3 separate regions of the Mus musculus genome follow, and regions 2 and 3 are each linked to region 1. A link is a loop called in an ENCODE intact Hi-C map of the cell type or tissue named here. Cell type or tissue: left cerebral cortex. All regions are shown on one strand.

Region 1 (8,000 bases):
AAATGAAAACAACAGCAAGAACCTGATTTCCTGCCCATGTGCCCATAAAATAGAAGATCATGGACCAAACACTTCTGCCACCAGACAAATTTCCCCCGGTCCCACCTGCAAGGCCATTTTCTCTGGCCACTGTAGCACTGCCGTGCCAACAGTAGATGCAGGGAGGTGAAGCCGGTGGCAGAAGACCAGGGACGTAAAAGCGCTGACGTCAAACTCTCCACCAAAAACCTCTGAGCAAGCAGACAGTGCCAGCTCTAATGACATCTGGTGTCACATGTACCCCTAGACCCCCCTACCTCTCCAGCCGGAATCAGTGGGTTTCTCCCCCCCACCCCCCACCTCCACTCACATGTCTACTCTGCTTATAGGATCTCCATTCTGCTGGTCCTTCTTGCTTCCTGTCTACCCATTCCCCCCACACTGGATGCTCCATTTGTTTAAAAGACCTGCTTGAGCATCAGTCAGAACAAAGAAAAGTTCCTGGATGTGGGCTTACTCTTCTCGGATCTATTTCTCCAGTCAGCCTTCGTCGACCCCACACTTGCTGGGAAGTTCAGAGTTAGTTGGAGCTGGATGAGGCATCTGTCAGAGGCTCTTTTCCCAGACATGTTTTCCATCTAGTCCCTAATGCAGCCTGCCAGGATTAATCAATCCTGCGAGCGCCCCCCCCCCCAGATCGTCCCTTTAACTCTCAGAACCGCTCAGCCAGCAGCAGCAAAAGATGAGTTTTTATACAGCCTTGATTTTCTCTGACAGAGGGCACAGCCCTCTCAAAGACTTCTGAATCTAACGATCTAGGAAAATATTGGGTATTTCTCTGCTGTGGAAGGCTCTGTGCCCCCTCAACCCCCTCTTGTCTTCTTTTTCTCCTGCCTTTGTATTTCTTCCCATCCTCTCCCCTCCTGTCTTTTTTTTTAACTACTGCTCCAGCACCCCAACTCATTCCAAAGTTCAAAGCCACCAGATCCTTAAAAAATAAAATAAAGTAAAACTTTCAGTATTATCTTCATGCTGACTTTGAGCTTTAGAGTTTTGGTTTTGGGTGCTGAAAAAGAAAGAATTCAACACGAGCAGCAGCTTAGGCTAAGACACGGAGGAGGGTGCTGCTTGGAGCGAGCGTATCTGAGGGAATAGCATATGGGCTTTTGTTGAAATGTTCAGAGACCCGCTAGTTTCTGGGCCAAGGGTTAGAATGCTTGTATTGAACACTGGCTGAGCTGAGTTCATGTCTTGTACAGCATCCCCTGACACCTCAAATCCACCACTGCTTTGCTCCCCTGACCTATGCACTTGGCGATAGCTCGAAAAGTTTTCAGTCAAGTACGTACCCCGAGCCACACCGCCCACCCTAAGAAAGCAAGGGGGTTTGCATAGGAGGTGCGGAGTCTGTAGGAGTGTTGTTCCCCGTCAAAAAATTCCTGTCCCTTTTCAACAGCCTCTCCCTTACACAAGCGATAATTTCTCATGTTCCGGCGTGAGATACCGGGTACGACGGGCTTAGTCCAGACACCCTGTTCCAGTTGCCTGCGTCCACCCGTCAAGATTCTGGGGCACAGGCAAGAAAAGGGGGGGGGACCTCCCAGTGTCCCTAACTCATGAACGAGGTCATTACCTTGGCATCGGCTTGCGGGCTGTGATACTGGCGACGATGATGCTCTCGGGACGCGGAGTGGCCACTGCTTTGAAGGTCCCTTTCCAGAACTTCTCAAACAGCTGTTTCTCGCCCTGCTGCAGGCTAGCCATCCTGAAAGCCCAAGGAGCCCGGGAGCCTGGGGCGCTGTCCGAAGTGCTGAAACGTGGATTACAAACCCGATGACACGCCCTGGGCTCCGGGGCGCTGTCCGCGTGAAACCCCCAAGGGGTGGGGTGGGGAGAGATCGGAGTTCAGGGCGGGGGATGGGATAGAACGGGACGTCTCGGGTTAGGCAGGCAGCGGAGAAAGAAGGTGGTTCCCCGGCTGGGTTCACCTCTTGGCTTGGCTCTGAGCTGCGCTGGGAGCAGGCTGAGCTCCGTGTCTTCGGCGAAGCAAAGCTAGCCGGCTTTCTCTACCGCGCAGAGAACAGAGAGGAGGCGACCGGGGCGTCTGCCGTGCGTGCGCGTGTGAGCTCCGGCGCGCCCGGGTTTTGTCTCTTGCACAATGTGACGTTGGAAGGGGAGGCTGGTCGCGCGAGCTGTACTTTCCTCCCTCCCCTTCTCCGTCTCCTCCTTCCCCAGCAACCCCTCCTTCTCTGGCTCAGCCTCCCGCCGCCATCTGCATAACAAAAGCCCGCAGGTCTGAGGAGGAGAAAGGGAGGGGCGAGCGCTTGTCTCTAAGGCCCCGTGGCCACAGAGTTGCGACTCTGACCCCTCTGAGAAGCGACCCCAACACCTCAAACAGAATCAAAAAGGAGATTCTTTCTCTTAGCCCTCACCCTTCCTCCATCGTCGCAGGCCTTCCCCTCAACCCTTACATGCGCACTCCCGGGCCTGGGCCACCTCCCTATCCTTTTGCAAGACTTGGGGAGCATCTTCCATTGAGGGAGCTACTAAAAAATGCCCCACCTATCCACCCACGCCAACCTGCCTTCACCCACCCCACTTCTGGGATGGACTGCCGAGGTCTGCAAAGTGTGTGTGTGTGGGTGCCCCTATGATTTTCTTTACGCCTGGGGGGCTCTTCCACCCCCCCACCCCGAAAATGCCATTTGACGGACAATCCGTCACCAGCGCGGTTTCTCGCCATCTGTCGAGCCGGCCCCCACCCGCAGAGGGGCGCAGCGTCACATCTGTGCTTGCGGCGCTATAAAGGATATCTCTTTTGTGCCTCGCAGCCGGCCTGCTTCGCGTCCCCGCTGCCAAAGCCCTCCAAAAGAACACCCCTCCCCCACCCCCCTGAGAACCCGCAGCCTGGGTGTGAAACAACAGTCCGATTTGGCAAAGAAAGACTGAGGGGGGAAGGGGGGGGAGGGCTTCCGAGGATTACAAGTAACTTTTTGGTCTTTCCATCTTCTTCCTCCCCCCTACTCTCCCAGTCCCAGCAGAGACTCAGAATCTCAAACTCCAGATGCGCAGGCAGTAGACAACAATGTCTCCCCGTTTTGCCGTAAGGGTCTTCTTAGGGAAGATATCTTAGTGAGATTTCCCCAGCCCATTTCTCCTCTGGAGCCTTTTAATACTTGGGAGTTTCACCTACCGCCAGGGTTTAAAAGTGAAACTCCTACAAGGAGCTTCTGCTAAGTCTTACAAACCTCCAAGCACTGACACCGGGTTCCACCCTGAAGGCAGAAAAAATTCTCTAATTTTTGTTGACCTAGTAGCAGTGGGGAGCGAAGACACCCCCACCCCCACCCCCAACATCAGTGCGAACTTTGTAAGTAAGTCCTTTGTAAGAGAATAGGAGGTACACGGAGGGGGGAGCAGAGTAGGGGAGAGGAGGACAGGATGGGGCAAGAGAAGCCGGGACACAGGAACAAGGAGTGAGCGTTGGCCTGGAAGAGGCTACAGGAGGAGTTTGTGTGTGATGGCTGTGTGTGATGGCTGTGTACCGGTTTAGGAGCGCCAAGCGCTCACTCCGCAGTGACCCCTTCTGGTCAGTAACTAGAAGTGCATTTTGTTGGCTTTTAAAGGGAGTAGCAGAGATTAGGAGGTGGGATGGGGTTGGGGCTGGGAGACTTGAGGACAGAGGAAAGTAAACCAGGGAGTGAACTTTCCATGTCCTGATCCCCTGCATTCAAATTCCTCATTCTTAGATTGCGTCTAGGACCTAGCAACCCTTGGATGGCTGTCACTTTAAAAGCCATCGAGCTGTCTTCCCTCTTAGCCTTGACTATTTAAAGAGAGAGAAAAAAAAAACAGTAATCAGGTCTGGGAGAGCACTCTGGGAATAAGAGGCATACAAGACTGGAGCTAGGCAAAGTCTACAAGATGCCAATGAGCCCATGCTTCGAAGCAGACAGTGCTGTGGTTTCCAAGTTGTGTGCCTCCTCGAACAAGCTCAGGGCTTAGCACCCAGACTTTCAGCGAGTGACCTCAGTTGTTGTATTAGTAATTGTCTTGTTACTGTGAGCAAATCCCTGATAAGAAGCAAACTAGGGGACGAAGGCTTTATCTGGCTCAGGGTTTGATTGAGTCCATCATGGCGTGTGGGTTGGGGACGGGGAAAGCATAGGAACCTGATGGTCCTGTTACACCGTGGTAAGAAGCCGAGGGAGATGAAAGTTGCCGCTCATCTTTTTTGGATCCTTTTTACAAAATCTGGAACAACAGGTCCATCTCTACTCAAAGCGTGTCGGGCTATTTGTCTGACTCGCCGCTGGGATGCCCAAATGCCGCTTGAAAGCCACTCTGGGGAGGCAGAACACTGTCAGTAATAGGGCTCCCAGCCTGTGATTTCCCAGATGAGGATGTGAAACAGCGGGGTTTGGGACAGATGCTGTGGGGTTTGGGACGGATGCTGTGGGGTTTGGGACGGATGCTGTGGTTCCCTATCTGCTGTGTTCTCAGAGTTGCATCAGACCTCGGGGAGTTGGGAACAGGGGTCCATGGGTACCAGGACAGGGGTGGAATCCGGTTTGGTTTTGAGTGAATGCCAAGAGTCCGGATGGGTTGGAAGAGAGAAGGCCTTCTCTGGGAGATTTAGGTGCGAGTCTTTGTGACCAAGACCTCCCCCTCCTCAGCCCTGGGCAATCTCGATGAAGGACCTTGCTTGTCCAAACTGCTTTATTTGACGGCGGATGTGAACGTATACATCTTACTCGGGGTGAAGGAGGGATTAAATACTTTTTGCAGGAAGAAATGTCCAGGAAGGGAAGCTCACTGGCTAAACACACCTGACCTATTTAAATACCTCATTAGCATGGAGAACTCCGGGTTTTTATGCTACATGACCGATTCTCAAGGTCCTCTCAGTGGGGCATCATGGTTACATGTTCCAGATCAGGTAGTTTGGCAGGGAGCTGGCCTCACATCTTCTCAATTCTGAGGTTTCCTGGGGTTTGCAGCTTGCTCAACCTTACCAGTTCTTCTGTCTGGTGTCACAGTCCCACAAAAGTGGGTCTTCCCTTGTCAGTTAACTTTCTGGAAACATCTTTATAGAAAGAGAGATACATTTCCACAGTGCTTCAAGTCCAGTCGAGTACACAAGGAAGAACTCTCCCTTCTTGCCAAAGCTTCCATTTCAATATCTTACATTACATTTCTTGGGTGATAACCCAGTATCACCAGAGCAGCCTTGCATGGTATTTCACAAAGACCGAATATTCTGGGTTTAAATAGACTGGCTTCGGGGATTAACAGAGTCAACTGGACGGGCAGGCTACAAAGCAGTCTATGGAAACTAGTTTAGTAAAGAAAATCAATTATTATCAGAGGCTAAAAGCACAGCCTCTAGAATCAGATGGAGCTGGGCGTGGTGCACAGATCTGCTACTTTTTAGGCAGATGACCTTAGGCAAGGAACTAACTCCTGCCTCAATTTTTCTACCCTCCCCATCCTAAATGGAGACATTAAAACATATTTCACATGATTCTTGTGAGGGTTACATGATTTAAACATTAGGGCTGGTTTCTCTGATAGAACTCAAAGCCTCATTCCTTTGTCATTGTATACAGTAGAGCCATCTCTGTCTCCCTCACAGTGTGCCTGCTTGCTGCCTCCCCAGGGGCTATGCCAAGAGCTGATACACATCAGCGTGTTGGTTAGTGAACAGTGAGCACACACCCGTGACACAACTGGTATTTACCCTCTGTGTGCCATCGCTGGAAGACATTGCTAATTCTGACTCGAACTCCTGGGACCAGACCTCAGAATCCTTCCCAAAACCCACTTCTGGATAGAGTTCCCGGGTAAGTTAAAACTGGCACTCTTTGTATAAAAATCTACTTCCATCCACTCCTTCAGGATGCTTCTGTCCCCGATGGTGGTATCTTTTCAGTTGTGGAAGGACAGATGGGGCAAAAGGGACTCTGCTTACACCCACGAATTCCTCATGAAGATGAACAAAGCACCCTGAAGGAGGGCAGCATCTCACTTGTTATTTTACAAACTAAGAAATCAGTGGAATGGGTTAAGCTTCTACTTTCTGTGCATGTGTATATGTATGCACATTCGTGTGTGTATGTGTGTGCGTGTGTGTGTATTGCTTGTGTGCATGTAACATGCGGCGGTCAAAAGCAACCTCAGATGTCACTCCTTAGATGACATCAATCTTTTTACTGTGTTTGTTTGTTTGTTTGTTTGTTTACTAGCAGGGGTGACTCACTGGCCTGTAACTCTCCAAATAGCCCACCCTGCGCACGGGGGACCTGAAATTCTGTCTGTTTCCGTTTTGTCTATGGTGGTACCACATGAGCTCATCTCACACTCGGCTTTTCTGAAGTAGGTTCCGAGGATTGAACTTCGGTCTTCAAGCTTACACTTGAAGCATGGCAACCACTTTGCCAACTGAGCCATCTCCTTGAGCCCTATTTATCCGTTGGTGGACTGCTTCTTCTTGAGCTGCCTATTCAACAATGAGGGATATTTCTGTCTGGAAAAGTTCTTTATAATACACAGAAAATAACTGATAGCTTTAAACATCGCTGGTTTGCAGACGTGGTGATGACCTCCGTTGTCAGCATCACAAGAAAAGACAAAACCCACATGTTACTCACACTGTGGTGGAATTTATTTTAAATTTAAATTTGATTAAGCTCTTACAATACTTCCCAGGATAGAGGAAAATGCAGGGAAACTTTCCTGTCAAACCACAGCAGAGCGCAGATGACAGAACAGTGAAATTTCTCACAAACAGTAAAGGAGACAGAGGGATGGCTGTGCACAGTGGGGAGGGGTCCTGGTTACCCTTAGTTTTGTGACACAATGTTGAGGCATCTGTGAAGAGGAAACCTCAATGAAGGAAGTGCCCAGAACTGATTGGTCCATGAGGTGTCTGTGGAGCTATGTCCTGATTCCTAGTGGATGTAGGAGGGACCAGCCCTCTGTGGGCGGTACCATTCCCCCATGCAGCCCTCTGTGGACAGTGACGTTCCCCATGCAGTCCTCTGTGGGCGGTGCCATTCCCCATGCAGCCCTCTGTGGGAGGTGCCATTGCCCACGCAGGTGGGACAAGCTGAGCTTGAGCCTGTGAGCCAGTTAGCAGCTTTCCACTGTGGTTTCTGCTTCAGCTCCTTCTTGAGTCCTTGCTCTGATTTCTCTCGAAGATAGTGACATGGAATTGTACATCAAATAAACCCTTTCTGCCCCAAGCTGTTTTATATCAAAGTGTTTTGTCATAGCAGCAGGAATGAGAACAGAACAGAGAGGGGCAGCAAGTGAACACTACAGATGGGATGCCTGCAGGGTGTGTCTTCATCCACAGCAAATGGGCCTTATTTGACTTTGTCGTCAGCATCCCAGCACTGTGACAAAATGACTAATACAACCAATTTTAAAAGAAAGGTTTGTTTGTGCTTGTGGTTTTAGAGTTTTCAGTCCATGGTTGATTGGTGTGATTGCTTTGAAATCCATGGTGAAAAAGACATCAGGTGCTGGAGCAGAGCAAACTGTTTGCCTTACACCATGCACTTGTGTTCTTTTTAATACACAGAAAATATGTGATAGCTTTAAACATCGCCGGTTTGCAGATGTGGTGATGACCTCCATTGTCAGCATCACAAGAAAAGACAAAACCCACACGCACTCGCGCACACATACACACAGAGAGACACACGCACATGCACGTGAAGGAGGAGAAAGAAAGGGGGGAGGAGGAGGAGGAGGAGGAGGAGGGGGGGAGAGGGAGAGGGAGAGGGAGAGGGAGAGGGAGAGGGAGAGGGAGAAGAAGAAGAAGAAGAAGAAGAAGAAGAAGAAGAAGAAGAAGAAGAAGAAGAAGAAGAAGAAGAAGAAGAAGAAGAAGAAAAAGAAGAAGAAAAAGAAGAAGAAAAAGAAGAATCCCAGATCCCAGTCATCTTTTGAAGGGCTCATCTGCAGCAACCTACCATCATTCCACTGGTGACCAGGCCTTTAATACATGGGGAGGAGGT
Region 2 (8,000 bases), 440 kb after region 1:
GCCTGGACAACTACCCAGATGCCCCCTTGACCCCGATTCCATTGCCTGAAACAGGTCCTCATCAACAGCTGGCCACTACCTAGCTCCATGCAGCCTTTTCCTGTCAACGCAACCACCATCAAAAATGCCCAAGGACATAAATGGATTAGGAAACCATCATGCACCATGTAGTGGCTATTCCTGGTTGTCAACTTGACAATATTTGAAATGAACTACAATCCGGAATTGGAAGGCTCACCAGTGATCCTCATCTGGAGGCTTGGAGATCCTTATCTGGATCTTGGTTTGAAGATCTTGAGCCATAGTGGCTATGGATTCCAGAAGATTGAATCTCCGAGTTTAAGGAACACACCTTTAATCTGGGCTACACCTTTCATCTGGGATTAAAGGTGTGGTGGAACACACCTTTAATCTGGGCTACACCTTCTGCTGGAGACAATATAAGGACATTGGAAGAAGGGAGTCTAGCTCGAGCTCTTGCTCCTTCGCCTGCTTGCTGCGTGAGACTGAGTAACTGCTAGATCCTTGGACTTCCATTCACAGCTGCGACTGAACAATTGTAAGGAATTGGGCTGCCAACTGTAAGTCATCAATAAATTCCTTTACTGTCTAGAGACTGTCCATAAGTTCTGTGACTCTAGAGAACCCTGACTAATACACACCACAAGGGGAAAAAAAAAAAGAGAAATACACAGGCCCGAAATGACCAACAACAGCAAACACTTGGGCTGGGGAGATGGCTCAGTGAGTAGAGCTTGTCCTGCAAGCACCAAGATGTGAGTTCACCCTCAGAATCCATGTTTATTGGAGTGTAGGGAAAGCCAAGGAACACCAAAGCTAGGCGGAAAGATCAGCTGCTAAAGTCACCACCCAATCTGGATGCAAGATCAGGCTGACGCTGAGCTAGAACCTTCCTTCCTGCCTGCTAGTTTTCATAGTCCTAGAAAACTCAGGCTGACAGAATGTCACCCTCAGGTCTTCCCAGAGGTGGATCCTACAGATTACCAGCACTGACCTCCAGGAAAGATGTGGCCACTAGTGTGGTGGTACCATGGCTTTTGTGAGGGTAACCAGCCACTCTCTGGTGGAATTTGAAGCTTGCCTCACAAATAGGAAACCCATGCCTTGCATTGTAAACCTGGAATGGCCACAAAATCTGGGGGGCACAGATTCCTGTTGTTCTGTTAAATGTACATGGTGTCAGACTACATTCTATAGCCCCGTGCTTTCACACATAGACTGGTGATGCTCTCAGCCTTGGTCAGAGTGGACAGCAGTTAACAATATGTTTCTCCAGCCACAAAGAATACTTTATTTTTAAAAATTGTTTTCCCGCAGGCAAGATTATATAAACTTTTACTTCCACAGCTGAGGAAGTCATGTGGATCCCTAGGGCTCACTGGCCAGCCAGACTAACCAAATCCATGAGTTCCAGGTCAGTGAGAGGCCCTGGTATTAGTCATTTCTCTATTGCTATGAAAACATCATGACCAAGGCAACTTACAAAACAAAACATTTCATGATTGTAGACAGCCTAGAGCCCATATCTTCGGCAAGCAGAAGGCAAAGAGGTACACTAGGAATGTCATGAGTCTTTTGCAACCATTGATGGCACTTCCTGTAACAAGGCCACACCTCCTAGTCCTTCCCAAATAATTCTACCAACTAGAGACCAAATACTTAAACATATAAGCCTATGGGGAACATTCTCACTCAAGCCAACATACCATGTCTCAGAAAACAATGTGGAAAGCAGCTAAGGAATGACAGCTAAGGCTATCCTCTGGCCTCCATACACACAAACACACACAGGCATGCATATGCACACATACATGTTCAAGACACACAGAGAAGGGGGTTAGTTGGGAAAGGATGGAAACCAGAGAAAGTGGAAGAGGCACCAGAGGGTAATTAGGAGCTAATGTAATCAAAATCAAATGCATTATACCCAGGTAGGATGATGATGTAATGAAATTCGTTATTATGCATAATTAGCATATGCTAATGAGAACTTGGGGAACATCTTCTGGAAGCCTCTCTCACAAAGGCACTCCTGGTGAATGCTCATTTCACATAAAAACCTTGTAAGCAAAGGCAGGAACTTAAGCCTTACACAAGTTTTAAATTGGTGAGAAGTGAGACTCCCCGCTAACTGCCGTCCAGTTCCTGCCACAGAGACAGAAGTCATTGTGAGGGAATGCACAGTGCCTCAGAGGCTGTCTGTATTGGCTTTCCAACAGTCCAAGCCACAAAGAAATCAAAGTGTGATTGGGTCCACTTAAAGCCAACACAACTCAAACACCAAGTCAATACAGAAAGCAAAACTTTATTGTAATTAAGACACTCGAGATCAATCGAGGACACAGAAGAGACTCCAAAGCTGAACTGTGACCCCAAGCCAGAATGTTCCAGAGTTCTTATGCCTGAAAACCACAAATATCTGTGCCAAGTTACAGTTACATTTTTCAGGGATAGGTAGCTTTCCAGGGGATGTTTTCTTCTGCGGTACATGGCATCCATAATCAGGAAGTAGAGAGTGGAGAATCAGGCTGCTACTCTGCTCTAAATTTCTCTTCCTGGGGAATGGTGCCACCCAAAGTGGGCAGATCTTCCCATTCTCAATGGTTGGTTTACTCAATTGTCTTGGAGCAACTTACACAACATTCATGTCTGAACTTGCCAACCAGGATGAAAGTCATCCAGGGAGGTCTTGAGAACTGAAACTTCATTTGTTCCTCTATTCAAAATGGAAGTTTGAGTAAAAATGCCTTCAGTTTGGTTCCTTCTTACAATGGGAGAAGAAAATGGAAAGGGGCAGAGGAAGTTACTCTGCAGAGAGGTGTAACTTTAATTTTTTTTCAAATCCTATTCTTATGAAGGTTCTTAAACACTTTAATCTCCCTTGTAGCTCACCACCCACCAGAGGTAGTAGGAAAGGAAGTTTGGGGTGGGGGGGGGGGGGAAGTGGACCTGTTTAGAATGATTCTTTAGAGCAACTCCTGTCTGTGTTTTCTGGAAATCAGTAGTTCAGTTCACAGGTCAGCAGCTTGATCCACTCACAAACACCTCATGGATACACCAGCAGTCCAGTTCGGTAGAGTCAGGTCCGCAATAGCAGTGACATGGCCTAGCAGAGACAGCCAGGCCTCAGCCTAGGCTTGAGTCAGCAGGAGGGACCAGAAGGAACACCAGGAGAAGTGCTTGGCTGTGCCTCTCTCAGGGAAGCTAAGATCAGCGAAGCCATGAGACCTGTAAGCACTGCACAGCTAGTTGTACCAACAAGCCAAGCTCCGTCTCCATCACTCCATCAAGTTCTATGTATACCCTCCAGACATCACGTGTCCTCCATGTGCTTTGCCTCAACACAGATCTTGCCTCAGCGTGTGCTTCCAATCAGCCCCAGTCCATGGAGCCCCAACAAATGGAGTTCAACTACACAGTCTATGGAAGACCAAGACATGGGTGTTGTCAGGAAAGAATCCTTCATCACACGTCCTTTCACATGCTTGCATAAGCAGAACATCTTCTCTCCTTGTGTCTGCTTCAGTGAAACATTCCTTCATGAGTCTGCCTTAGCCTTTCAGCCGTATCCACCTCAGGAAAACACTCCTTCACATCACGTTTGCCCCAGGAAAATACCATCCAGTACAACTGACTCTCCAAAAAAAACCCTTAAGTTTCCACTTCAGAGAGCATCGTGGGAAGTATAGAGATCACCAAAAAAAAAAAAAAAAAAAAAAAAAAAAAAAAAAGGCTGCCTTACCATAATCCAATCCCATGATGCTCTGGGGTCTATGAGAGTTTGCTGTTAAACACAGCCACGTGACTTTATTTCTATTCAGGAATCAGAAGAGTCCTGAGGAAGAGACCCACTGAGCCCACCGAATACCCTCTCTCAAAGGCAGAATGAGTACGAGAAGGGCTGACTGGCTGCTCTCTCTCCTTCAGCCCTTGCCACTCAGGAACTCACATTCCATCTTCTCCTTGGAAGAAACTGAGCAGAACCACACACACACACACACACACACACACACAAGTCTGGATGGAACTCACAGGGCTTCGAAACTGAGGAATCTAAACAGAAGAACTATTCTAGACTTTGCATAGTGTTTGAAAGTTCTTTAGGTGGTGGTTATAAATAGCTACTGACCTGCTAAACTGACATCAATGCTTCGGTGCTTTGAAAGAGTGAAGAAGGGAGAGGCTATTTTAAGCGGCAGAAACTTTCATGACCACCTATCTCTTCTGTGCCTGTGATGATGCAACTTTGATCGTCTGCCTCTGTCAGCCTGGTTTGAGCCATCAGAAGCCCACTACTAAACACCCTGTTCCTATTACTTCTTCATTTGATATTTTAATTGAACGAGCACCGTCATTTCCCGGCCAACAGTCCCCATCTGCCGCTTCTCCATTTTTTTTCTTTTCCATGGGAGCGCCTGAGGCAACACCCCTTCCTGGAACCAGATCTGCTCTCCCTGGCTTCCTCTGAAAATCTACTCTGTTTCCTGAAGCTAAAGCCATCCGCCTGCTGGAAGCAAATCTGTCCTAGCGGTGTCCCTCTGGAGGCCACCATCTGGGTTCTGAGCTACCCTGATGGAGGGGGAGTTGGCAGTGCAGCGAGTCTGCCTCTGTGGGCTCCAAGCCAGCCTTTGCACACCGTGGCCTTTGGAAGGGGCCCCTTCGAGTTGAACAACTGCCAGTGCAGCATCCAGTCAAATAATGGCTTGGTTAAACAAATGGGCCCCATCTTGCAGATGGTAGAAGAAACCAGGACACCGTGAGGCAAACAGGGAGAGAACTAGAAAGATGGCTCAGAGGTTAGGAACACTTCCTGCTCTTGGGAAGGGACCATGGTTCAGCTCTCAACACCTACATCGTGTTCATACATGCAAGTAGGCAAAACAGTTATACACACCAAATTCAAGTAAATAGATTTTTTTAAAAAACAACTCAACTCTGTTTTTTGTTTTGTTTTGTTTTGTTTTGTTTTGAAGACAGGGTTTCTCTGTATAGCCTTGGCTGTCCTGGAACTCACTCTGTAGACCAGGCTGGCCTCGAACTCAGAAATCTGCCTGCCTCTGCCTCCCAAGTGTTGGGATTAAAGGCGTGCACCACCACTGCCGGGCAACAACTCAACTCTTGTAGGTTCCAAAAACAGAAGGATAGTTATGGCCTGAGTCATAGCCTTTCCCCAGATGTATAGGTTATGAATTCAGAATAGATACAGAGCAAACACGTTCGTACTCTGTGCCAGAGTCGACAGAGACAGAGATGGTACATCCCAGACCAGCCTCATCTTAAACTATTCTCTCTGTGTAACTTATTTCCATCCTGCTGCACAAAATGTCTGCCCAAGGTAATTTAAGGAAGGAAGGGCTTATTCGGACTCACTGTTCAGAGCCCGCCATGGTGGGGAGAGCATGATAGCAATGGCTTCCAGACAGCTGGTTACATGTATTTATGTACATGTGAGTGTGTATGTGTGCATGAATATATGTGTGGTATGTGTGTGAAAGAGAGTGTATGCATTGTGTGTAGTGTGTATGTATGGTGTGTGTGTGTGTGTGTGTGTGTGTGTGTGTGTGTATGTGTGTGTGAGAGAGAGAGAGAGAGAGAGAGAATATGTGTGGTGTATGTTTGTGTGTGGTGTGTATATGAGAGAATGTATGTGTTATATGTGTAGAGTGTATGTGTGCATGGGAGTATTTGTGTGGTATGTGTGTATTTGCATGTATGTGGGTATAAATGTGGTATGGTGTGTGTGTCTGTGTGTGTGGTGGGTATTTGCATACAAAGCTATACACATTCCACGGTGCATTTGTGAAGACCAGAGGACAACTCTTTATGTGTCAGTTCTTTCCTCCTATCTTACTTTGAGGCAGAGTCTCTCTTGACTCTGTCCCTATGGTACGTTCATGAGCTTCTAGCCAGTCCTTCTATCTCTTCTCCCATCTTGGCTGGGGTGACATATGCAAGCCACCAAGCTGAGTTCTAAGAATGGAAGTCTGGTCTTCAGTGTTTTTTGCTTGCTAAGCCATCTTTCCCAGCCCTCATGGTGCTAAATTAAAAGTTCCTAGACACACCAAGATGAGCAAAAAGAAGCGAGTCCAAAGTAGTTCATGGTGTTTTCTTTTACCCAAAATACCGCCATTTTGTTCTATCCTGTGAACGGGAGGCCTAGGAGAGCAGCGGATGCCTGACTGGCACCATTTATTACAGCAGGCATTGACAGATGTGTTCTTCTGCACAAAGCCAACTGGTAGACACCAGCTCTGCTCCAGGAATCATGCTCATCAGAGACACTCCAACATAACAGACAGGACCCCCCTCCATCCCTGGGCAAGGAATAAGACATATTTAAAACTCAGAACTTAATGTCACTCCTCTTTCAGGAGGAATGATGTTGGAAAAAACCCAAATATTAGTCAACTGATGGGTATACAGGTCAGATGGAATATTAGTCAGCTCTCAAAAAGAATAAAGTACTTATTTGTGATCAGTATGAATAGACTATGCTAAAAGAAATAATCCAGCAATGAAAGGCTATACATTTCCTCCGTTCTGTTCTCATAAAATGTCAAGAAGTGTCAAGCCCTGATACAGAAAGCAAATTTATGGAGTGTGAAGTAGGTGTAGTTGAGAATAAGTATGTGGTCTCTTTGGTTGACAAAATGTCCTAGACATAGATTTTCATGTTGGTCACACAACTCTGTGACTACGGAGTTGAAAAATTGAAGGACTGTGGTCTCCGAGAGACGATAGACCCTGTCCTCTCCAAGCTGCTTCTGATCAGGGTGTTTATCTCAGCAACAGAACGCTAGCTAAGACAGTCACCATGCCCACAGAAGCCATCTCTTGCCCTCAGAAGGTCCTGGGGGATGCACACAAGGGGTATCACCCACACTTGAGAAGACAGGAGGAAGAGGAAGTCTAGACAGACCTTAGAAATGGACTCAGAGCTGTCTGTGCCATCTAGCAAGGGCAAGCGGTTGAGTAGCTAGCTAACGGGCCACACTGCTCATTGCAAGTCAGAATTAGAAGACCTTCTGGGTTTTCATTCACACTGGGTCCAAAAGAAACCCCCTTTCTAATCCACTCTGCCTGTTGGAGACAAAGCGTCTTCCCTACAGACACAATGCATTCGCACAGAGCATTGGCAGGTGTTCTTTACTGAGCACCTCATCTGCAGCCAGTTTTGGACAGGATTCTGGGGAGTAGGGGGACCAAGGCTCTCGGAAAGGCAGCAGCATCTATAGGACAACACATTCGGCAGATGTCCACAGGGCTGCAGAATGGGCAAAGTGATGGAGCAGCTGCCACAAGCCTGGAATGAAACACATCATCCAACCCGAGAAGATGAGGAACAGGGGACCCCTAGGAAAGGAGAGCCCATGCAAGGAAGGGTAAAGCTGCTATGCCTGTCACCCAAGCACACAGGAGGCTAAGGCAGGAGGATCATGCGTGATGAGATGAGTCCAAACTATATAGTGAAACCCTACCTGGGGGTGGCAGGGAAGGTTCAAATACCCAACTACCTATTGGGCTATTTCCTAGGAGACAGGGAGAGCCAGCCTCAGCATCCGCATCTAGCACGAGAGATAATCATCTTGTGGTACTCAGCATAGTGGCTGGGTCACATAAAGCGCTCAATAAAGTCTCGGCAATAATTGCTACGGAAAGGTTTTAGAAGACTCATTATATGATAATACTACCAGCCATTCATACGACACCTGTTGTTCGAGAGACACTTACCTGTCGCCGTCAGGGCACTGGTAATGTTGTGCACACTGCACTCTTCTGAATATTTATCACAGCTTGAAAATGCACCCAAAGGGCAGTCCCCGCCTGCTGTCTCCCACCAGAATGAGAGCCCCGCAGAGGAGGAGCCTATAGCTAATAGTGACACGGGAGCTAAAGTTCAGTAGGGTCTGAGGAGGCAGCTCGGCTGAGAGAGTGCTTATCTGGCAAATGTGTGGACCTTAGTTGGATCCCAGAACCCA
Region 3 (8,000 bases), 60 kb after region 1:
AAATTGGTAAAAAATAGATTTTATTTTTAAGGTTCAATGATAGGGTGGCATATGGCTTATCAGGAGATGGGTATGCTAATTAGCTTGGTGGGATCTCTTTTACAGGGTGTGTATAGATCAAACATGGTGTGCCATCAATGTCCTCGCAGTTAATATTTCACACTGAATAAAGCTGTAGTTCTGAGGGAGAGCACAGGCTCTCCCCACTTCCTCACAGCAGGGTGGAGGGTCACTTTTGAAGGGTGATCTGAGCAAATTATGTCTTCGTCTGCCATACGAAAATGAAAAGAGGTATTTTTTTTCCTTTCTAAATACCATACTGACAATTCGTGTCCGTTATAAAAATTTGAATAGCATAAAAGAACAAATTGGAAAAGGTTAAAAACCACTTTCCACTGCTAGTAATTTGGAAAACACATTTATTTTCTATGCAGAAACACACATTTGGATATTTTATGTAAACAGTATGTTTTAATGCCAGTTTTATAGCTGACTTTAAAAACTTATCGTGTTTTATTTGAAAAGAAAAAAAATGTAGACCTTTCCAAACAACCCAGTATTAATAATCTAGCATGTGGCCACTTTGTGGTTTAAGGCTACATGAGAGTTTGAAAACTGCTTCTACTCACATTGCTTTTTTAATCACTGTGGCAATGTGCGCCTTGTCTTGTCAGGGGGAAAGTGAAAGCTTTGTCGTCCCTAATTTCCTGAGGAGAAAACTAAAACCCAGAGATGCGTGGTAGATTAGGCTTGCAGGTGACAGAGGCAAGGTCTGAAGTCCCCACTTCTCGCCCCGGTCCCTTCACTCTCCGAGATACATTCTCTCATCCCCACTTTAGTGGGGTGTTGTTAGGGAAACACCAATGATTGACACAAGGGATCCAGCCCTGTTCCGTCCTGCGATCACCACACAGCCCCACCTTCCTCAGAGTGGGCTTCCGAGGAGAGCTGGTTTGGATGTCTTGGAGGTTCCACTTCTCGTTGCACATCTATGGAGACCATACTATCAAAAATTCAGTGGTGACAGCCTATGTTACAATTCCCCCAAGAGACACGTTGGTTGAGGGAGAAGGGAGCATAGGCTGGGGGTAAGGAGAGGAGGGTCTTTGACTGGATGCTTAGAAGAGTGGCGCAGCAGTAGTCACAGCCACGTCCGTGCTTTTTAGATTCTTTACAAGCTCTCAAATGAGGACTTGCGACGGAAAGAACTTGGTTCTGACATAATCCGTTATTTGATATTAATTTAGTATTAATTGATATTAATGTTTTAATCACTGCTCTCAGTAAATAGCAGTAATAACTGGTGGAGTTGATCCCAGTGCAAGGCTGTTATTGCTTAGGAATGGTTCTGGGACAGAGGACTCCTTAACTCAGCCCTCAGATCTCCCCACTCAGCTGACCTAGGTCATGGGTTCAAAGCCTGCATAGACTACTTAATATATCTTCTCTCAGCCCCAAATAACACATGTTTCCTTGGATATCTCATAATGTGTAAAATTGGTAGACCTTCAGGTATTAATATTTGTCACTGTGAAAAGGGACCTTGTGTCTATGTTTGGGAGATACTTGACTAAACAATGATAACAACGACAACAATAACAATATACAGAGAGAAAGCAAGCTTCCATATTGCAGGACTTGTCAGAGCCTTTTATTTGTGCCTCTCTGAGGAGCAGTTATAGCCTATCAGTAGTGACATTTTAGTTGCATAGAAAAGAATTTAGTTTAAACAAGAACGAATTGGTTCATGTGGCTTTCAGTCCTAGGATTGCATTCTCTCCCAGTTAACTGGGTCTGGGTTTCCATCATACCATCTGCTCTCCCTCCTGAGACCCCCCCTCCTTCCTCCATTCTGGTTGTAATCACATTCTTTTGTTTGTTTGTTTGTTTCATATTTGGCCTTGAAAACTAGCTTACTAAATATTATATTTTTACTTATTCACTTTATATCCCACTTACTGTCTCCATCCCTGTCACCCCTTCCCACAATCTTTCCCTCCATCTTCTCTCCCCTTGTCCTCTAAGCAGGAAAGGGCCCTCTGGTTAGTGCCCTCACTCTGCATATCAAGTCTATTCAGGGCTAGGTGCCTCCTTTCCCACTGAGGCCAGACAAGGCAGCCCAGCTAGAAGAACATATTCCGTGGACAGGCAACAGCTTTTGGGGTAGCCCCCGCTCCAGTTGTTCAGGACCCACATGAAGGTCAAGCTGCACGTCTGTTACATTTGTGTGTAGTACCGTTGTTATCTCCCTTTGTTCCTTTCTCCTCAGCTACCAGAACCCATCTTCTGTTTGCTACTATCATTAGGGTTTGCATTTGACCGTGACATTTTGAGCTCACACACTAAGATCGGAAGACAACATTTCTCACTAATGAACAACCTTGGGTCACAGACCCAAACATGATTCAACCCGTGTGGCCAGAAGTGTGGAGTGGTCTGATTAACCAGATGGAATGAACCAGACACGGAATCATCAAGATTGTGACAACAGCTGCGACTACCCTCCAATTACTTAGCATTCTCTCATTCCGGGGGTGGGGGTGGGGTGGGGGGAGAGTTATTTAAGAAATGCTGATTTGGTACAAACCAGTTTCAAAGGCTTGAAAACGCAATCACCATTTTTAGCGATCATTTTCGGGTGTCTATTATGTGTCTATTACTGTCCATGGGAGTCGGATACAAAGATGCACAAGACTAAGACCTTCATATAGCACAGAGTTGAGAAGGTAGTGCTCCCTGAGTTACGCTAGAGGTGGGAAGAAGTGGCCCCGGGAAGCCAGAAGACAGGCCACCTTGATCTGGAATGAATGGTCACCTATAGCAGCTGGAGACACTGAGTCTGAGTGGACTCAGGTGTCTAGCTATGGAGGGTTACCTATGTCTGTCTCCCTCAGTATTCGAGCTTCTGCCTTCACTTGGAGTTGATTGATAATTGCTGGTTGACAGTTGTTCCAACCCTGATAACAGCCTTAGTGTTCAGCCAGGAAATACAGCTAAAGACTCCTAGAGACGGCAGACGCACTGTCTCTTCATCCTCCCTGCGAACATTGCCCTGGAGCCACTGTTCCTGTTTCACCCAGTGAACTAAGTCCTTAACTTTCCTTTCTCCATGGAGATGCTTCCTCGACGCTCTCAGGAGTAACTCTGCAGCCGGGGTTCACACAATTGCATTTCATTTGTTCTTGGTTACTGTGATTGTTGCAGGGATGATGGTGTGACTGAAACACAGACAACAGTGTTTATCTTGCATATCTTTTGCACAGGTGTATGTGCACATGTTTGTGTACATGCAGGCTCATGGGTGTGTGTGTGTGTGTACATGCAATATAAAGTGATCTAGAGCATATCTCAGGTGTCATTATGTAGATGACATACATCTTTCACATTCTATCCATCCATCCATCCATCCATCCATCCATCCATCCATCCATCCATCCATCTATCTGTACTGGCTGGTTTTCTGTGTCAACCTGACACAGGCTGGAGCTATCACAGAGAAAAGAGCTTCAGTTGGGGAAATGCCTCCATGAGATCCAGCTGCAAGGCATTTTCTCAATTAGTGATCAAGGGGGGAGGGCCCCTTGTGGGTGGTGCCATCTCTGGGCTAGTGGTCTTGAGTTCTATAAGAAAGCAAGCTGAGCAAGCCAGGGGAAGCAAGCCAGTATGTAACATCCCTCCATGGCCTCTACACCAGCTCCTGCTTCCTGACCTGCTTGAATTCCAGTCCTGACTTCCTTTGGTGATGAATAGCAATGTGGAAGTGTAAGCTGAATAAACCCTTTCCTCCCCAACTTGCTTCCTGGTCATGATGTTTGTGCAGGAATAGAAACCCTGACTAAGACACTATATATCTACCTATCTATCACCTATCTATCTATCCATCTATCACCTATTAGCCATCTATCTAATCTATCATTCATATCTGTCTATCTATCTATCTATCTATCTATCTATCTATCTATCTATCTATCTATCTATCATCTATATATCTATATCATCTACCATCTCTATCATCTCTATCTATCATCTATATATTTATATCATCTATCATCTATATCATATCTATCTATTTATCTATCTATCTATCTATCTATCTATCTATCTATCTCATCTCTGTCTGTCTGTCTTTCTGTCTGACTGGATAGGATCTCCCACTGGCCTAAAATTCACTGAGTAAGCTGAATGGCTAGTAAGTCCCAGGGACCCATCCACCTGTTTCCACCTCCCTAGAGATGTGGTTATGGGTGCAGGATCTGCTGTGCCCAGCATACACATGGGTCCTGAGGACAGAATTCAGGTCCTCACAACTATGCTGTCTCTACAACTGTCTCGAAATACTTCTTATATAGTCGTATTTCAAGAAAGCTATCTTTTTTCCCTACAGTGGGAAAGCAGATAAAAGTGGAGATCTGAACTTGACCCTGTATCCTCCCACAACTTTGTGGTTTAAATTAGCCTCTTTGTTCTCTGTCACGGTTGATTCTGATTGTCAACTTGACAGAATTGAGAATCACTTAGAAGCTTGACTAACACAGACCTGTGGGTGTGTCTATCATAGAGTTTCGGTGAGGGGGGCGGGCGGGGGGAGGGTCAACAGAGAAGAAAACTCACTGTGAATGTGAGTGGCATCCTCTCATCAGGTTAGGACCCAGGCAACATAAAAAGGAAGAGGAAGCAAGCACCAGCATACTCTACTTCCCTCTGCCTCCTGCTCACAGAGCACAGGAGAGCAGCCCCCATCATCCCCGCTGCCCTGCATGGGCCCGATTCCTTGAAACAATGAATCAGAATAAACCCTTCCTGTCTCACACTGTCTCTGTCAAGCAGATGATCACAATGACTAAGCGAGGTGGGGGCATTTAGTACATGCTCCAAAATGTTCACATTCTTCAGCCTGTGTCTGCCTACTGGAAGCTCCTCAGGAATTCTAGGAGATGTTGGAAACTCACTCGTGGAAGGAAACAATGTAGCCAATAAGTCTCTCTTCTCATTCACCATTTTTTAGGGCTATTACTCATACTACGGCAAACTTGTCTACGCAATTCTACAACCTTGAGTGAGTCCTCATCCCTTTCCTGCCTCTAGATTTACTTTGCCTGCATCTGTGTCACTATGTTTGGATCCGTGCCCAGTCAACTCACACACTACAGAGCCCAGATCGCTTTGGGAGCCCAAATCTGACCACTTATGGCTAAAAACCAAGGTAAACACCTGCAAAGAGGCATCCTGATTCTTTGGCTTCACCTAAAATCCTCCAAACTGTCCAGAGTTATTCACTGTTGGTGGGAGTGTAGGCTGGCGTAGCCGAGATAGAAATCAGTGTGGAGATTCCTCACAAAGTTGGAATAGACCACCATGTGACTCCATGATATTCCACTCCCAGGCATATATCCAAAGGACTCTGCTTGCTAGTGTAGAGGCGCGTGCTCGTACACACCCACTGCTTTTTCTAACAATAGCCAGCTCGTGGAAGCAGCGTAGGTATTCATCAACTGATGGGTGAATGGGGAGGGAAACGTGGAATGCGCATAATGGAATTCCATTCAGCTGTAAGGAAAAATGAAATTAAGAATTTTGCAGGCAAACAGAGGGGATTGGAGATAATTATACCAAATGAGGTAACTCAGGCTCAGAGAAACAAATGCCATGTGCTCTTTCCCATATGTGGATCCTAGATTCAAATCTTTAGTTTTATATGTTTGGTTTGGAATATCTATGGAAGCCAGGAGACTAGGGGCCTCTGGGTGGGGTGTCTTGGGTGAGAAGAGGCCGTAGAACAGAGGTAATAGGAAAGTAGAACGGAGAACAGGAGATATGTAAAGGTTCAAGCTGGGATTGAAGTCAGTGGCAGATAGGAGAGACAAGGGAGACAAGGACAGAAGTTAACCAAAGGACATATGGAAAAGCCATATGGAAACCCCATTAGTTACTATGTAAACCAATTAAAAAGATAAGTGACTTAGTCTTAGAGTTGGTGGGGCTTAGTCATTAGTGGGCGGGACTAAGTCTTCGAGTGGGTGGGGCTTAGGGTGGGCAGGACTTAGTGTTAGAGTGGGAGGGGCTTAGTGTTAAAGTAGGCGGGGCTGTTGCTAGTGGGCGGGCTTAGTATTAGAGTGGGGGGAGTTAGTCTTAGAGTGGGCATGGCTTATTCTAAGAGTGGATGTGGTCTGGTCACTAGTGGGCAGGGCTTAGCCAATAGTGGGCAGTACTTAGGGCTATAGTGGGAGGAGCTTAGCCTTAGAGTGGGTGGGGCTTAGTCACTAGTGGGTGGGGCTTAGTCACAAGTGAGTGGGACTTGGTGTTAGAGTATGTGGGCCCTAATCACTAGTGGGCAAGTTTTAGTCACTAATGGGCTGGGACTTTGTCTTAGAGTGGGCGAGGCATGGCCATTAGTGGGTGAGACTTAGTCTTTAAGTGGGTGGGGCTTATTCTTAGAGTGGGCGGGCCTAGTCTTGGAGTGGACAAGATTTAGCCACTAGTGGGCAGGGCTTAGTGAGAAAATAGGAGGGAGATGTCCAGTATTGCTGGATAATGTCATTCTTAAAACTCTTGGTATTATTAAACAAAGCCACAGTGCTTGGTATAGGATACCTCCTGTCTTAGTTGGAAGTTTACTGCTGTGAACAGACACCATGACCACGGCAACTCCTAGGACAACTTTTAATTGGGGCTGGTTTCCAGGTTCAGAGTTTCAGTCCATTGTCATTAAGGTGGGAGCATGGCAGCATCCAGGCAGGCATCGTGCAGGATGAGCTGAGAGTTCTACATCTTCGTCTGAAGGCTGCTAGGAGAAGACTGGCTTCCAGGAAGCTAGGACAAGGGTCTTACAGCCTATCCCCACAAGGGACACATCTACTCCAACAAGGCAACGCCTTCTAATGGTGCCACTCCCAAGCATATTCAAACCACCACACCTCCCCGTGAATTGTTGATCAGAAGAGGCTCCAGAGGTCCCCAGGAGAGTACAGGCTATTGCCATTACTATGGGCTGTTTACCCATAATAATACTTATATGATAAGACCTTACTGTTGAAAACACCACATGTTTTGGCTGTAAGATATACAGAAGGCTGGCACTGTGCTGGAAGCTCCCTCCTTAGTACTGATTTTGATAGTACTGCAAGGTGGTGTGCATCCTACTGGGGCAAATAAGACATCAATGGTCATACTGAGTGGCAAACTCTATGAACTGCAGCACCACATAAGCAGTGCTCACTGGTGCAATTGTGGCATGGCTGTTATGGTGGCAATCAACCACTCTCAGAGTGTACTTGAGGTCCATTCCATGAAGGGAATCCATGTATGATTCTGTAAACCCACTAGAAGTTATAGCTGTGGATGTCACAGACCCTAGGGGGAGCTTATTGTTGTGGCTTTGGTAAATGGGCACAGCACCAAACCCCTGCCTAAATGTTTATGTCTATGCCAAGAGACAACTACTCTTCTCAGCTTTGATCTGAGAAAGTAGTCTTTGCAACCAACAGCAGTGAATAAAGAGACTCATGATGATTAAGATGCTTAGAATACAGGGTAGTTTAGTGCTCAGCCCTAATAGGACATTTAAACCACTCCCTCTAAGTCCCAGGATAAAGCTAGAGAGAGAGAGAGAGAGAGAGAGAGAGAGAGAGAGAGAGAGAGAGAGAGAGAGAGAGAGAACGAGAACCAGAAAACAGAAAATCAAGATGTGAGATGTTCTCTTTGGGGTATAACTCAGACATTATAAACATGGTCCCTAAGCAGCCGTGGTTGCCCTAGGATGGCCCACAGGCAATCAGGAATAGGTTCATAGATCCTCCCATCCCCCCACTGGATCCATCCAGTCAACAGATGGATCCTGGGTAAAAGGTAGTCATTTATTTCCGTTGTGTAACTGAAACTGAGCCCACCAGGCTCCAGTGGATAGCTTTAAGCCTGTGGCCACAGAAATGGTCCCAGGAAAAAAATAAGAGGGTTCCAGAGAAAAATCAAACATGTGTTTCCCACAAACATGTGGGAAAGGA

Evidence for each region. A loop is a pair of places that touch in the nucleus more often than their neighbours do. Peaks named below come from ENCODE experiments on the same cell type or tissue, not always from the same donor. Only the 100,000 strongest peaks of a DNase experiment are listed, where the experiment ranks them.
Region 2: it touches region 1 in a loop (2.6-fold over the local background); 3 of 42 quality-filtered maps call a loop at or near these places.
Region 3: it touches region 1 in a loop (2.8-fold over the local background); 4 of 42 quality-filtered maps call a loop at or near these places.

What each region holds. Positions count from the first base shown.
Region 1 is chr5:116,589,722-116,597,721 of GRCm38, forward strand. It overlaps Srrm4 (serine/arginine repetitive matrix 4), which reads right to left and starts at 2,096. Exons shown (of 13, transcript NM_026886.3): 1 at 1,613-2,096. The coding sequence starts at 1,743. In left cerebral cortex, a CTCF peak has its summit at 3,560 (motif pointing left); DNase peaks (open chromatin) are centred at 163, 457, 1,151, 1,371 and 4 more places; H3K4me3 peaks cover 3,552 bases; H3K27ac peaks cover 2,397 bases.
Region 2 is chr5:117,027,781-117,035,780 of GRCm38, forward strand. No RefSeq gene overlaps it. Among named protein-coding and RNA genes, the nearest start is that of Gm30028, 14 kb to the left of the region's middle. In left cerebral cortex, a CTCF peak has its summit at 4,575; DNase peaks (open chromatin) are centred at 4,065 and 4,523.
Region 3 is chr5:116,649,808-116,657,807 of GRCm38, forward strand. No RefSeq gene overlaps it. Among named protein-coding and RNA genes, the nearest start is that of Srrm4, 62 kb to the left of the region's middle. In left cerebral cortex, no CTCF peak of the experiment used is centred here; DNase peaks (open chromatin) are centred at 4,886, 5,133 and 5,360.